Regions from separate parts of the Homo sapiens genome. Here region 2 is linked to region 1. Evidence: read pairs that join two places in POLR2A ChIA-PET (ENCODE). Cell type or tissue: HepG2. All regions are shown on one strand. Links, peaks and the distances in the headings refer to the core of each region. The heading gives the core; the rest is flanking DNA. Region 1 overlaps LINC00607 (long intergenic non-protein coding RNA 607). Region 2 overlaps FN1 (fibronectin 1).

The links. ChIA-PET counts read pairs that join two places held together with the same protein. Peaks named below come from ENCODE experiments on the same cell type or tissue, not always from the same donor. Only the 100,000 strongest peaks of a DNase experiment are listed, where the experiment ranks them.
Region 2: POLR2A ChIA-PET joins it to region 1 with 5 read pairs; 9 of 35 experiments call an interaction of 5 or more read pairs at or near these places.

What each region holds. Positions count from the first base shown.
Region 1 is chr2:215,680,040-215,682,845 of GRCh38, forward strand. All of the region lies in intron 5 of LINC00607 (long intergenic non-protein coding RNA 607), which reads right to left. LOC102724861 (a long non-coding RNA gene) reads left to right here. Exons shown (of 8, transcript NR_187737.1): 6 at 1,885-2,087. Among named protein-coding and RNA genes, the nearest start is that of LINC01614, 37 kb to the right of the region's middle. In HepG2, for the core only: no CTCF peak of the experiment used is centred there; a DNase peak (open chromatin) is centred at 1,292.
Region 2 is chr2:215,423,469-215,426,274 of GRCh38, forward strand. FN1 (fibronectin 1) reads right to left here. Exons shown (of 46, transcript NM_212482.4): 7 at 1,626-1,817; 8 at 678-857; 9 at 1-58. Among named protein-coding and RNA genes, the nearest start is that of FN1-DT, 11 kb to the right of the region's middle. RefSeq lists an enhancer at 1-1,053. In HepG2, for the core only: no CTCF peak of the experiment used is centred there; no DNase peak of the experiment used is centred there.

The sequences.
Region 1 (2,806 bases), core at 248-2,747:
GTGGGTAATTCAATTCTTTCATCGTTAATAGAAATTAGATAAGAAGAAGAATCTGTAAATTTCTGAATTCAATTTTATAAAGTACATTAGAAATATTAAATATCTAGAATTGTAGCATTTTGAAATTATGTAAAAACATAATTATTACAAAATCATGAATGGAAATTCAGGTCCTTTACATTTTGTGGGCTATAAATATTCAGAAAAATTTTAGAAGTTGATGTTCCTCGATGAGAACACATGGACACCTGGGAGGGGAACAACACACACTGGGGTCTGACGGCGGGGGCGGGGGAGGGAGAGCATCAGGAAGAACAGCTAAGGGATGCTGGGCTTAATACCTAGGGGATGAGTTGATCTGTGCAGCAAACCACCATGCCCCACGTTTACCTACGTAACAAACCTGCACATCCCTCACATGTATCTCGGAACTTAAAATGAAAATTGATTAAAAAAAAAGAATAAAAGTAGAGATGAAAGAAATGGATGTTCCTAAAAGAAACAACAGATACCTTTTAAAATACACTTTCAGTATAACTAAGTACCTTTTCAAGTTGGTTAAAAAATTCTAAAAGTAGAGTAGTCAAGTCCTTAAGTAACATGAAGATCCTATCTACAGTTTAAATAAATGTTCAGTCATCCCAACAGGAACAAATCATAAAGAAAATGTAAAGAATATATCAAATTGGCTAAATGCATTCTATATTCGTAGTGTACTCACTGAAGCATTGTTCGTGGGTTTTTTTTTTCTGATTCTTACCAAGCCTACATATTTCTTTTTAATTTTTTCTTTTTATGTTTCCCAAGTTTACAGTTCACATAAAATACCCACTGAAGCAGAGAGAAAAGTGAAACAAATATTTCACAGCTCTTTGGGGATTTGAATGGGTTTTTACAATAAAACCTTGATTACTCAAAGAGCACAGGAGTGCCTGAAACCTGATAGAAGGAACAGAGAGCAGGCAGTTCTAAAGGTGCCAAGAGAGACTCAGAACCTTGTGGAGTTGATGCACTGGCCCTTCAACCCTGGAACCCAGGCCAAGCACCAAACCAGGAAGGGTCCAAACAGCCCTGAACATGGCTATCGTGGCCAAACAAACCAAAAAAAAAAAAGTCACTTGGAAAAGATGTGCAAGGTTGTGGTTTCCTGATAAATTAAGATGACACAGGCAGTACCACAGGGCTTCCTTCATTACATTATTGTGAAATCTGGACTCAAATAGAATGAGGCAAACCCACAAGTTAAAGTGTTTTTAAAGTGGCTCAATAATCACTTTGAAAACAGAACACCCTTTCAGTCAGCATGACTGGAACTTTGATCAACAAATCCCCAAGAGCCACAACCCGTCTTTTGTGAACAAGTAGTATCAAGGTGGGGGTGGGCTTGGAGTGCACTGGATGCTTTTCTTCTTTCATCATGAAACCTGGTGGTTTTGTGTCATGTGATATGTTTTTCAGAGATTCGGCAGGAAGCTTGCACCGAGTGAAGGATTTATAAAGATTATAGGAGATAACACAAAGCTATTTTATCTCTTTAAAAAAAATCAAAGGTATTAAATTTTTTTCTACTTCATTTTTGTTTCCTCATTTAAAAATTAGCTGCCACAAATATTATCCCCCATCTGGGCACAAGGTCAGTTGGCATACAATTTTCTTCTTAATTTTCATTTTCTGGATTCCTTGATGACCTGATTTTGTACAAATTCATGCTGCAGAGATAAGGATTGATTGGCTACAAATCAAGGATCTCTGCAGAATGGGAATGAGAGACAAAGGAAGAGGAAGAGGACGGACACCACAAACCATCTTATCTTTTCAAAATGTGATTGGTGCATTTCCAACATTGGCTTACCTTTCCTTATGCTGTCCATAAATTTTGTGCAGGTGTAAGCTCATCCTACACATGTCATTTGGACCAGACCAAGGCTGCTGTCATGGAGGACCCACACCACAGCTTGGGAACCATTCATCTACCAGAGGGTCACATGACTTCAAATGACTCTTCTAGGGGCCACCTGCCATGATAGGGTACCAGCTCTTCCTCTGAATTCCCAATCCATTTCTTGAGAACTACTGTTTCTAATAAGGTACTGTTTCTAATACCTTTCCAACAATGGTTTATTCATTTATCCATACATTTAAAATACAGATTTTTTTTAGCATCTGCCATGTTTAAGATCCTCCTCTAGCACTAGGAATACATTATTGAATAGAACAAAGTCCCTGATTTCATGGTGTTTACATTTCAAGGGAGAACTATTCCTTCTTAGAACAGAACACCGTACAAAGTTGTAACATAGTAAGTGAAAGTGCTCTGGCCAAGGCTGAGACCACAGTCTACCACGAGCTCCTTGCATTGTGAAGAATGAATATTTCTTAAGCACTTAACTGTGTGCCAGGCATTGTGTAAAGTCCTAATATACATTTGCTTCCTCATCGGGTGGGAAGTTGAGCAGGAGGCTTTCTAAAGTGTCTATTAAAACCCAAGTTATTTGGTTGGCCACTTTAGTCTGTGGTGGATTATCTGCACATTTTTGCCTAGAGATCACTTAATCTGTGGCATAGAAAAACTATATTCAATTGGCCGTGTGTAGTGGCTTAACGCCTGTAATCCCAGCACATTGGGAGGCCGAGGCAGGTGGATCACGAGGTCAGGAGTTTGAGACTAGCCTGGCCAACATGGTGAAACCCCGCCTCTACTAAAAATACAAAAATTAGTGGAGTGCGGTGGTAGGTGCCTATAATCCCAGCTACTTGGGAGGCTGAGGCAGGAGAATCACTGGAACCCGGGAGACGGAGGTTGCAG
Region 2 (2,806 bases), core at 282-2,781, 260 kb before region 1:
AGGAAGGGGAAGTGGCACAAGGCACCATTGGAATTTCCTCCTCGAGTCTGAACCAAAACTGCCAGGAACAATACACAACAAAGAAGGAAAAGATTACCGCTGAGCTTTCCAATGTACACAGAATTACTGGTCTGAGAGAGCCAGGTTTCTGCAGCTCATTCACAGACAGTCTATCTCAGAATAAAAAATGTCTGATAATATAGTTCTAAGCTTCTTAGCATATTTACCTTCACACCTTCAAAACAGGTTTAAATCCCACTTTCACTGTCATTTCCCCAGCACCCCCCCCACAAAAGATTAAATGATAGCTTTGAATAAAACATTGTTTTAACTGGAAAATAAGCTAAGGCACTAAAACATTCATCCTTTGTATTCCTCAGCCCTGTGGGATCATCTACTGATTCCAAAATACAAGTATCTTTAATCACATCATAATCCCAATGTGTTAAATCAAATGAACTGGAAGGCTACTCCCTTGGTGTCATTTCCCAACAGTACTGGGGAAGATGGAAGAATCCTCAGCTGTTACGTGAGCGCTGCGATCTCTTGAGTCCAAACTGAACAAAAGCGATGCTTCTTGGGCGGGTTCAAAATAAATGGCTAGAATGCTGGCAAATAAAACTAGGGCATGAAAGTGAGTTTTTCTCACTTCTGTGGCTCCCCCTTGGGACACTCACCAGTGTGGTCTGTGCAGAAAGAGTATTTCTGGTCCTGCTCATAATTCGAAGTTGTGCTGCACCAAAGATGTCCGTCCTGTCGCCCTTCTGTGGTGCAGGAGTAGAACGTCCTGCCATTGTAGGTGAATGGTAAGACACATGGCTCTCCATTTGAGTTGCCACCGTAAGTCTGGGTTACAGCTACAATCATAATCAAAAGAGTGTCAGTAAACAGAGATGCTTTATCTCCCACCAGCAGCTGCTTATTTATGGCTTCAATGAGATACTGAGCTTGTGCCCTCAAAGGAAGAAGCTATGAGTATAGATGATCATCTCGTTAATTTCAGTCAAAATGCATTACTCAGGAATCCATGTCTACTGTGGATAGAACGACACCTGAGTTCTTCTGCTGATGTCCTTCATGACCACTTCTGCTGCCATGCCTCAGTTTCTCTATTTGTAAAGCTATATTTATACAGGTCAATTAAGGATGCTGCTTAAGGATGTTGGGATAATATTTATGACTATATCTATGCCATAAAATTAATATATGAGACTATTCTGGGGGAGAATTGTGTAGCAATTGTTATTGCCATAGTGACTACCATGTTTGTAGTGCAGAATACATATATTAGGTTATTGGAAGATGTTTACATCACAAAGCTGCTGAAATTTGAGATTTAGAATATAAAACATTGATGATTATTCAGAAAGTAGCTCTCTTGTAACAACACTTTAGACAGATAAATACAATAAAATTTTTACCCATGATATCCATGACCAGAAAGAAAATACATAAATTAAAAAGATTGGAAGAAACTATTTCAAATGCCAACCCTAATTGTTATCACAGGGTGGTAAGATTACAGGCTTCTTGTTTGTTTTATTGTTTCACATTGAAAATGTATTGTCCTTCAAAAACTAAATAATAAAGTCATCAGTCCTATTCTTCAAAAAGATAATGCATACCTGTCTCTTGGCAGCTGACTCCGTTGCCCAGGCACGTGCAAAGCATTTGCTTATTTCCTTGTGTCTTCAGCCACTGCATCCCCACAGAGTAGACCACACCACTGTCTGTGACACAGTGGCCATAGGGAGGAGGCTGGGGGTGAGGCTGCGGTTGGTAAACAGCTGCACGAACATCGGTGAAGGGGCCAGATCCTAATGGCATGAAAAGGGAATGTCACAAAACTGGGTGAGAGAAGACAATTCACTACTTTCTGCAGTCAGGATCTTCAGGATCTCACAGAGATCACTCTGAAATCTATGTCGCTACTGGCCTGGGACTGGAAAAAAATGTCCCTTATTCAGCAGTAGCTTTTGCATTTAGCCTAGGAAATAATCCACAAGTGTCTACCAAGTGGTCTCCATCCTCCAGCTCAGCTGGGGCTACTGGGATTATATTTCTTTTTGTTTGTTTGTTTTTTGGTTTTTTGGGTTGTTTTTGAGATGGGGTCTCACTCTGTTGCCCAGGCTGGAGTGCAGTGGCGCGGTCTCGGCTCACTGCAACCTCTGCCTCCTGGGTTCAAGCTATTCTCCTGCCTCAACCTCCCAAGTAGCTGCAATTACAGGCACGCACCACCATGCCCAGCTGATTTTTTTTGTATTTTTTAGTAGAGACGGGGTTTTGCCATGTTGGCAAACTCCTGACCTCAAACTCCTGTCTCAAACTCCTGACCTCAGGGGATCCACCCGCTTCGGCCTCCCAAAGTGCTGGGATTACAGGCATGAGCCACCTCGCCTGGCCGGGATTATATTTCTCAATCACAGACATCATCCTGCCACTCCATACAGCAGATACCTTCAACACATCCTCACTCTTCTGAGTAACCGAGCTCATCAGAGGGTGCCTTCAGCAGCTGTCCTGGATTTTCTGGAGGTCACCTCCACCTTCCACATTTTATTTCTCCTCTGGATTATTTGTGATTCTATTGTGTTTTTTCTAAAACCAATTGATCCTCTTAAGACAGCTTTCCTTTCAGAATAACACAACAGGATGTGTTGATCTTTTCTTTTTTCTTTTTTTTTTTTTTTTTTTTTTTGAGACGGAGTCTCACTCTGTCACCCAGGCTGGAGTGCAGTGGCGCAATCTCGGCTCACTGCAAGCTCTGCCTCCCGGGTTCACGCCATTCTCCTGCCTCAGCCTCCCG